Linked DNA regions of Homo sapiens: region 2 is linked to region 1. A link is an interaction called in ENCODE POLR2A ChIA-PET data of the cell type or tissue named here. Cell type or tissue: PC-9. All regions are shown on one strand. Region 1 holds the start of ITGA3 (integrin subunit alpha 3). Region 2 has its middle 13 kb from the start of SGCA.

Region 1 (5,000 bases):
TCAGGAGCCAGGCAGAGAGCAAAGATCACTGTTCAACTTCCATCCAGGTCAGCTTCCTGTTCCTTGACCCCACATGTCTTCTAATCCCTGCAGGCCCTGGGCCACAAAGCAGACCATGAGAGAGGCTGGGTGGCTCTGGAAGTCAGAGGTCAGGAACAAATCCTGTTCTAAGGGCCGTTAGAGACAAGTGTCTTCTCCCCAAACACCACAGAGAAAGCTGTTATCACAGCTGCTTTTGTTTAGGCATGTCTAGCTGTCTGACAACCATCTGCCTGGAGTTTGTCTTCTTAAAGACACGGTTGTGGTCAGCGGCTTCAGTCCTAGCTCTGCCTCCCATAAAATTCAGATCTTGGACAGGCAGGTAACCTCCTGAGGCTCTGTTTTCTCCTAAGTCAAATGAATATCATAATCCCCACCTCACAGGGAGGCCAGGAGGATAAAATGAGCCTGCTTGTGAAATGATTTGTAAACTGTAAAGCTAGGCCAGGACCCTTTCCCAGGCTCTGAATCTAATTTTGTACTCATAATTCTTATGAGTACAAAATAATTTTATTCTTAAAGAGCACCCCAGATTGCACAAGCTTCAGGACCCACCAAACTTGGACACGCCCAAAGTAGTGTATAAATGTTCATTATTAGCATAAGTAGTTAAGGGCTCCAGGGTCAGATAACACAGGATGAAAATCCTAGTTGTGTGACCTCTGCCAAATTGCCTAACCTCCCTGAGCCTCATTTTTCTCGTTTTAAAACAGAGATAACACTTCAAAGATTGTTGTGAGGATTTAACATTTGTGAAGCATTTAGCATAGTTCCTGCTGCGTATGTGCTTAATACATGGTGTTTTGTTCTTATTATTTTAAGAATAGATGGAGAAAAGAATGCTCGGGGAGGCCAGGCAGGGTGGCTCACGCCTGTAATCCCAGCACTTTGGGAGGCGGCGGGGTGGATCACGAGGTCAGGAGTTCGAGACCAGCCTGACCAACACGGCGAAACCCCGTCTCTACTAAAAATACAAAAATTAGCCGGGCATGGTGGTGGGCGCCTGTAATCCCAGCTACTCAGGAGGCTGAGGCAGGAGAATCGCTTGAACCCCGGAGGCAGAGGTTGCAGTGAGCGGAGATCGCGCCACTGCACTCCAGCCTGGGAGACAGAGCGAGACTCCGTCGTCTCAAAAACAAAACAAAACAAAACAAAAAAACAATGTTCCGGGGAAAATGGGTCTCTGAGCTGCAATAAGAGAAATGTGAGTTAGATCCAAGAAAGTACATAGTAACCTCTTTTTTTTTTTTGAGACGACGTCTCACTCTGTCACCCAGGCTGGAGTGCAGTGGCGCGATCTCGGCTCACTGCAACCTGCGCCTCCCGGGTTCAAGCGATTCTCCTGCCCCAGCCTCCCAAATAGCTGGAACTACAGGCGCCCGCCACCACGACCGGCTAATTTTTGTATTTTTTTAGTAGAGACAGGGTTTCCCCACATTGGCCAGGCTGGTCTCGAACTCCTGACTTCGTGATCCGCCCTCCCCGGGTTCCCAAAGTGCTGGGATTACAGGCGTGAACCACTGCGCCTGGCCAGAGTAACCTCTTGAAGTTCCCTTTCGATTTGATTCCTTGGTGGAGGAGACCTTTAGTCTCCGCCCACTTACTGCCACCTGGCCCTACCCACCAAACACCTGATGGGTGCTGACGTCCGAGCCCAGTCTCCAAACACTCTGTTCGAGCTTGGGTGGGAAGAGGGAGCCTCTGGGATTCTGCTGGGCTGGGCCCTGAAGGCAGGAGTGGACGAGAAATGGATACGGTCTAGGCTCAGCTTCCCGGCTACGCAGTGCGTTCTGTGAAGGACGGACTCATTTCTACATTGACAGTCTTAGCCTTTGATACCAGAAGTCGCAGCACTTAGGGGGAAAAATGCTTTTTGGTAATTATAATTAGCGACATTTGGTTGTTACCACTGCTAAATATGTCTGTCTTTGCTGAGGAGCCAATCTCAGCTCGGATCAGGGTGAGTGGATAGGAGAAATAAATCTCGGCAAAGACAGCGAGGGGCCTGAGTGCGAGGAAGAACTCCCAGAGACCGCCAGCCACCTCTTGGGGACTCACAGCGCTGCGGAGGCGAGTCCAGCATTCTAGCCAGCCGCGCACGGACGTCGGTTCCCAGATGCGCCAATGCCAGGTCTCTCCAGCCCGGCTGGCCTTTTCAGCAGCAGCAGCAGCAGCCGCAGGAAAGCGGCCAGACAAATCCCACCCCCGGCCCCGCCCGTCACATCCATCTTGCTCCCCAGGCGACGCTTTCTCGGAGAAGCGAGGGGCGGGGAGGGGAAATCTAAGCCTTTGGGGGTTGCCGACAGGTGTTTGGGGGAGAAGGCGGAGCTGGGGTAGGGAGGATGAGGAGGGAGGGGCGGTGCTGCCCCTTTAAGAGGAGGCGGCCGAGCCGGGATCTTTTTCTCTTTCCCCGGAAGGAAAGCGCAGCCCGGGCTGGGCTCGCAAGGTGGGGAGGTGCGGGACTGGGCGTGGGGAGGCGGGGCGCGCGCCGGGGGACCCCTCCCTCCTGTCCTCCTTGCGGTCGACCGGTGCGCTTGCCAGATCCGCCGCGAAGCCGGGATCGAAGGCGACAGCGCGGCCAAGGGGGCGCGGCCGGGACAAGCTGGGGGCCGGTTGCCCGGGGCAGGGACGGCGGCGACCCGGCCGCTGGGGAGGCAGGAAGATAGACCCACGGATCTTAGGAAGGGATCCGAGAGCGCAGCTGTGAAACTGGCTGGGGCTGGGGGCACGAAACCGATCAGCGCTACGGAGCGCAGCGGCCGGCGGGTTCCAGTGTCCTCCGGCGGCGCGGGGAGCAGGTGAACAGGTCCTCACGCCCAGCTCCGCGCCCTCACGCGCTCTCGCCGGGACCCCGCTTCCGCTGGCAGCCATGGGCCCCGGCCCCAGCCGCGCGCCCCGCGCCCCACGCCTGATGCTCTGTGCGCTCGCCTTGATGGTGGCGGCCGGCGGCTGCGTCGTCTCCGCCTTCAACCTGGATACCCGATTCCTGGTAGTGAAGGAGGCCGGGAACCCGGGCAGCCTCTTCGGCTACTCGGTCGCCCTCCATCGGCAGACAGAGCGGCAGCAGCGCTACCTGTAAGTGAAGCTGGAGGGTGTGGGGTGGGAGCGAGAGAGTGTGCGAGCGCGGGATGCGGGTCCGGAGCTGAGTCGGAGCCCAGGGCAGCTGGCCCTTGGGAGCCAGGATTAAGGGGCGGCCCTCTGGCTGCTGGGGGTTGGCGGGAAGTGGAGGATTGGGTGTGGGGTCGGGCAGTAATCATTGGCAAGTGCTGACGGGGCCAGAACCTGTCTGGACGCCACCCCTCCGCCCTTTAGATCTCTCATGAGAGCGGAAGTGGGGTCCCGGTGGCTGAGTCCTCTCCCATTCTGTGAACCGAGTACCCAGCACTAGCCTGTTCTCTCCAGGGCTGGGAGCTGGGGTAAACTGCAAGATAAACACCCAGCGGACTCCCCCCTTCCCGTACGCTTGGGGGAAAAATGAGCATATACATTTAAGCACCTCGCTGGTAGTCTGCGGCCACGCCAGCCACACCCTCTGCAGAGCCAGACTGGATGGCCTTCTCAACCGCTGGCTTGGCGGATGGAGGGTGAGGCGATGGGTGAGTCTGGGCGTTTGGAGCTGTCCATACGCTCCCTCTGACGCCTTGAGGATAGGGGCGGTGAAAGAGAGAGGAGGACTTGTCCCAACTCTGGCTGGGTCTCCTCCTGCCCACCCGCAAGCAGTGGCACTCTCCCCGCAGACATCTTCCCTGCATTCCACAGATTCGTGTTGGATCTTCAACCCTGAGTGTGTTTGTTTTGGTTTGAAGAGGGAAACAGTGTTTTTCTCTTTCTTCTGTTCTCCTTCCCCAACAGCTGCAAGGAGGAGGGGAAGAGCTATGCACAGTGGAGGAAGGAGGAGGAGGTTGCACCCAGCCTCCTGGGTCCCCCTCACTCCACCAGACGCCCTCATGCCCAGGAGCATGTCCAGGCTTCAGAGGTCTCTCTGCCGTGGCCTCAGAGCGCGCGGAGGTTGGCGGTTGGGGGAGGTGAAGCTGTCCAAAGAGGGACGGTGTTTAGGACAGGTTAAGCAGGTACCATCCACCACTTTGGGCTGGGCGATCTGCCAGGCATCTGCCCCCACCTAGCCTCTGCCCCCACCTGGCCTCTGACCCCACTGAACAAGAAGACGTGGTCACATCCAGGGTACACTGGAAAATCTCCCTGCTCTGGCTGGGGCCTGCAGAGCTTGAGGAAGTTTAGAATGTCCAAAGTCCAAACTCTGCCCCCGCCTTGGTTCTGCCCTCCTGACCCAGCCTACCTACCTGGACTTAACCTCAACTCCATCTTGCTCTTGCAGAGGCTAGGGCTACCACACCCTTCCCAGCCTGGCCCCAGCAGCTGCCACCTGGCCTTAGCCAACCCTCTATCTTTTGGAGATCCTGAGCCACCATGAGCACAAGTTTCTACATCAGCTCTTTCTGCCCTAACTGAGAAAAAGATTTTCAGACTTTCAATGCCAAATCTGCATGATATAAGATAACATAGGTAAAGAGATCAGACTGGAAAGAAAGAGTCAATAATGATTCCGCAACCCTTTTGCCTGGTGACCTTGAGCAAGATATTTCCCCTCCCTGGGCCAGGTTTCCCCCAAAACGGGTTGGACCTGGATCTAGTGCTCTTTCCCACTGCTGCTGGCCTGTGAGAAGCAACTTGATATGGTAGAGGGAGAAGAGGCTTGGAGGTCCCATGGCCAGTGTCCTGTCTCAGATCTGTTACCAATACCTGAACCTGAATTTCCGCACATGTTGGAGGGAGGGGAACAGCATGCCTTCTGCTGGGATGTTAGTGGGGCTGTAACGAGATAAAGTGCGTAAAATCCTCTGCACATGTGCCTTTCTCCAAGGAGCACCTGAAGGCTCTTGCGCTGAGGCCAGAACCTGGATGCATCCTCATTACCCATGGGCCCCGCCCAGGGTGGCTGA
Region 2 (5,000 bases), 120 kb after region 1:
CCAAGGCTACAGAACAAGCAAGTGGCAAAGCTTGAATTTGACCCTGGCACTTCTGCCTCCACCCTGCCTTCTACAGGGTTGAGGGGTTCTGGAAGCAGGAAATCCAGACCCTTACCTGTAGATTTCTTTGGCACCTCAAGATTCCCTGGAAGGAGAGTCCCTCTGTCTGTTGTGTTTGGAGAGAAGCCAATCTAGATATGGAGAGCGAGGCCGGGCGTGGTGGCTTACACCTGTAATCCCAGCACTTTGGGAGGCCAAAACAGGCAGATCACTTGAGGTCAGTAGTTCGAGACCAGCCTGGCCAACATAGTGAAACCCCATCTCTACTAAAAATACAAAAATTAGCCAGGCATGGTGGCACGTACCTGTAATCCCTGCTACTCGGGAGGCTGAGGCAGGAGAATCACTTGAACCCAGGAGGTGGAGTTGCAGTGAGCCGAGATCACACCACTGCATTCCAGCCTGGGTGACAGAGCAAAACTCTGTCTCAAAAAAAAAAAAAAAAAAAAAAAGATATGGAAAGAGGGAGGTTGGAATGCGGGTCCCGGAATGCCCTAGGCTCAAGGACTACCCCCCGCCTTGCTGAGCTCCTCCAGAGATGGGCAGGGGTGCAGAGGACACAGCACAGCCTGGGACCCTTGTTGGACTGAGTGGTGCTAGCACAGCTTGACCCCACACGAGCTCAGAAGAGCTCAGCTGGCCATGAGAAGGCCTGAGCTTGTTTTTCCCAGGTGGACACAACCAAATGGGGCCGATTCTGCCCCGATCACTGCCATCTGGCCATGTCCAGGCTCATATACTCCCACTCCCACGTGAGGACAGGCCAGGGACTCAGCCCGAGAGGGGCCCGGCTAAAAGAGGGATAGCTGGCAAGGCCCTCCCCTAGTGGCAACTCCGAGAGAACACAGACAAGGGCTGGCATCACCACTCCAGCCTCCTTCTCCTTTTCCTCTGCTGGGAGGCCCTGGCTCCCACATCCACACAACTAGCCCCTCACTGCAGGTTCTGTCTTTGCCCAAAGGGCACCTCCTCAGAGAGGCCTTCCCTGTCCCCGCTGTGGTCCCACTGCGGTCCCACTGCCTGCCCTGCGAGGCCTTCCTGCTCTCTGAGAGGATTCGCGCTGTCTCGGCTCACATATTCCGAGTCCTCTTCCGCACTAGAACATACGATTCTTTCAGCCTGCAGCAGGTGCAGTGCCTGCACACAGTGAGTGCTCAGGAAGGATGTTCTGAAGGAAGGCATGAAGGGATACCATGTGTCTGGGTTTGCTCAGCGTTCTTTCTTTTAGAGCCAGGGTCTCACTACATTGCCCACGCTGGTCCCGAACTCCTGGCCTCAAGTGGTCCTCTTGCCTCAGCCTCCTGAGTAGCTGGGATGACCGCTGTGAGCTACCGTTCCTGTGCTCAGTGTTCTTAAGGAGGTTGCTCCCCTTCTCAGGGCACAGGGGTTGAGCAAGGCCATGGCTAAAGCTTCTTCCATTATCTCCTGAGCCTCCCTGTACCCATTAGTTAGTCAATCAACTCATCAAACACTGGTTTCGTGAGCATCTGCTGAGGCAGGCTGAGGTGTAGTGTACGTGCTTAATAATTGCCTGTTGAATGACTAGCTCTTTAGGTGCCCACGCCATAACCAAACGGGTTCTTTGACTAGCGGGTGCCTCTGGCTTCTCCTTGGCTATTTCTTTCTTTCTCCTGAAGGAAACCAGGAGTTGCGCAGACCGGAGGCTCCAGCAGCCAGCCTGCTGCCTGGGGTGGCTCCTTGATCCCTGCTCCCTTGAGGAGGAGGCTGCCCACCCCTCATCTCTGGGCTCGCCCCCTGCAGCCAGGCAGCTCTTGGGCCTCCTGTGCTCTTCCTGTGCTGGCCAGGGCTGGGAGAGTGCAAGGCCAGCTCCTCACTTCCCGGCTTTGCCTTGGGGTCTTGGCAGCGCCTTTCTCTCTGCTCAGCTCCAAAGAGCACACGGGAGCCTGGCTGCCGGCCTGAGAGGAAGCGGCCCAGACAAGTAGCTGGGAGGATGGCGTGCCTGCAGAAGACGCTGAGCCCTGCCTGGGCACACACGTCCAGAGGCCCCCGGCAGCATGCCGGGAGGGCACAGACATACTTAGCGCCTCCCCACTGGGCAACAGCCCCTCCCTGGCGTGCAAGATTCCAGCCAGCAGTCAAGCTCCACCCCCCACAGCCCAGGACAAAGAAGGGCAGCCGCCCCCACCGCCACCTCCACCGGGAGACTTGGCCCAGCTGCACACTCTGCTCCACCCCTGTCTCCTCCAGTCCCATGATGGCATTGCCCCTGTTACCCAGTGGGTGGCCTCCACCTTCCTTCTAAACACAGCACCCACACGTGGCCTGACGCTCAGACATTCCCTCACCACCTCTCTATCAGCCAGACCTGGTGACTCAAGTCGCCACCTAGGGCCGGCCTCAGCCCCCTGCTGCACGCTGCCCCGGAGCAGGACTGGAATCATGATCCTGCCACACAACAGCTGGCTCAGCCAGCTGAGGGTTAGTTTACTCATAAGATGATCATCATAACCGCCTTGGGGCTGTTGTGAGAATTTGTGGGAACTGGACACTCTGGCAGCTCCCAAGGATGGACACATTATTGCATGCAAGCACACACAATCCCACAAGGCCAGAGGTCCCTGGGGTCTCCCTGGCCCCTAAGATTCAGGCTAAATGAACTCCATTTCCACCTGCACCTTGTAAAAAGTTCAATCTCTCCCTGTGAATTGGGAGTGGAAGCCTAAATTTGTATGATCTTTGGTACGGAACTGCTGCCTAGAGCTGCACCATCCAGTACAGCAGCCTCAGGCCATGTGGCTACTGAGCACTTAAGATGTGGCTAGTCCAAACTGAGATGTACCTCAGTGTAATGGTGAAACGATCGGATTTGGGGATACATTAGGTTAAATAAAAGACATTGCTAAAATTAGTTTTACCTGTAGATACTTATTTATTCTTTTGAGATGAGGTCTCATTATGTTGCCCAGGCTGGAGTGCAGTGGCATGACCATAGCTTACTGTTACCTCAAACTCAAGTGATCTTCCTGCCTCAGCCACCAAGTAGCTAGGATTACAGGCACTCACCACCACATCTGGCTAATTTTTGCAATTTTTTTTGTAGAGATAGGGTCTCACTGTGTTGCCCAGGCTGGTCTCAAACTCCTGGCCTCAAGGGATCCTCCTGCATCAGCCTCCCGAGTAGCTAGGACATGCACTACAGCACCAGCCTTTTTATCTTTTTTTTTTTTTTTTTTCAGATGGAGTCTTGCTCCATTGCCCAGGCTGGAGTGCAGTGGCGCTATCCTGGCTCACTGCAACCTCCACCTCCCTGGTTCAAGCAATTTCCCTGCCTCAGCCTCCCGAGTAGCTGGGACTACAGGCGCACACCACCAGGCCCAGCTAATTTTTTTTTTGTATTTTTAGTAGAGACAGGATTTCACCATGTTGGCCAGACTGGTCACAAACTCCTGACCTCAGGCAATACGCCCGCCTCGGCCTCCCAAAGTGCTGGGATTAGAGGCGTGAGCCACCGCCCCCAGCCCTTTTTATCTTTTTTTAAATGGCTGCTAGATCATAAAAAATTACATCCGCACCTTGGGTTGTATCTTTATTGGGCTGTGCTGGTTTCATGGCTCTTCCTGTATCTCCATCCCAGATTAACTCACACCCAGAACTCAGCCCCTTTCCCTGCTTTCTACAGAACACCTGCTCTCCTAGGCCTCCGTGAACTCAGCAGCGAAGCCCTGGCCTGCGGGCAGAGTTTGCCCCACAGCAGTGAATTCATCCAGAACTTGCACGTGTATGTGGCCTCCCTCTCTAAAATGTTTTAGTCCCCATCATGGTTCTCTGTCCCTTCTCATTCAGTACCCCCTTCCCAGTTCCTCCCACTGTCTTTTGCAGAGAAAATCCCACTTTCTCCAGCATTAGCATGTGCCAAACTCACCTCCCTCCTGGCCTTGCCTTGCACATCCTCTGCAAAGGGTTGAAATCTCTGCATGGGGAGGGCCTGCCACCCTCCTGGACAAGACCCCTCCTGCTTCCAGGATCTTGCCTCCCTGACTGTGGACATGCCCTCGGCCTGACTTGATACCCTCTGGAGCGCACACAGGGGAAGGGGACAGGGAGACTCAGCCTTCCCAGCACCAGGGCTCCCACTGGCTGGGGGACTTCAGGAGAGTGGTCTCCTCCCACACCGAGCCCCCACTAATTTTTCCCACACTCCTCTCTGCTCCCCCGCCCCATTCATCCATATCACACAGACAGACCCTCCTATGCCCTCTGTCATGCCCATGTACACATATGTCCCAAATGCCACAGTCCATGTGTTCTCACAGTTCACACAGGGTTGCTTTCACTGCCATACGTGTGGGGAAGCTGCCCTCATCATGCACAGATGCCCGCCCACCCCAACCCACACACATACATGTGTATAGGCCCCTGTGAACACAGATACATTTATTTGTGCACAGGTAGGTGGGCACAGACAGTGAGACACATTCTCATCACCAGGCACCCCCAGGAGACAGAGACCCCTTGGTGGCACTCACCTTGCTCCCTCAGACGCCATCGCAGGCCTCCTCGTGTGGACGCTGGGCTTGACGGCAGCCTCGCATTCTTTCCCACGCGGCCCACGCTCACGCCTGCTCCACACACAGTCTCCTCACCCCAGCCGGCAAGCTTTCTTGCAACCCCTCTCCTCCTCCACCCACCCAGCTCTGTCATTGGAGAAAGTCTGGGAAGCTGAGAGTTAAGGTGCTGGGGAAAAAAAAAAAAAAGGAGGGAAAATCTACTGTATTCCGGTGATAGAAAATCCTGCCAGGAGATGGGGCTTAGGTCCCAAAAGGGACCCAGGATTCTGAGATTGCAGCAGAAATTAAAAATCCAAATGAAGCCTCCTCCCTTTCTAGAATTTTCCATCTGGGCTTGACTGAAAAATCAGCCAAAAATCAGGAGCCTGGTCCTTCTCACAGAGAAGACAAAGGTGAGTCTGACAGAGCGGC

What was found. Peaks named below come from ENCODE experiments on the same cell type or tissue, not always from the same donor. Only the 100,000 strongest peaks of a DNase experiment are listed, where the experiment ranks them.
Region 2: POLR2A ChIA-PET joins it to region 1 with 15 read pairs; 3 of 35 experiments call an interaction of 5 or more read pairs at or near these places.

Annotation. Positions count from the first base shown.
Region 1 is chr17:50,053,532-50,058,531 of GRCh38, forward strand. It overlaps ITGA3 (integrin subunit alpha 3), which reads left to right and starts at 2,579. Exons shown (of 26, transcript NM_002204.4): 1 at 2,579-3,114. The coding sequence starts at 2,909. It overlaps PICART1 (p53 inducible cancer associated RNA transcript 1), which reads right to left and starts at 2,208. Exons shown (of 3, transcript NR_038230.1): 1 at 2,098-2,208; 2 at 1-96. RefSeq lists an enhancer at 1,007-1,533 and a silencer at 2,513-2,652. In PC-9, CTCF peaks have their summits at 2,002 and 3,048; DNase peaks (open chromatin) are centred at 1,660, 2,330, 3,070 and 3,580; H3K4me3 peaks cover 4,917 bases; H3K27ac peaks cover 5,000 bases.
Region 2 is chr17:50,176,163-50,181,162 of GRCh38, forward strand. No RefSeq gene overlaps it. Among named protein-coding and RNA genes, the nearest start is that of SGCA, 13 kb to the left of the region's middle. In PC-9, CTCF peaks have their summits at 2,410 (motif pointing left) and 2,613; a DNase peak (open chromatin) is centred at 2,389; H3K4me3 peaks cover 884 bases; H3K27ac peaks cover 1,412 bases.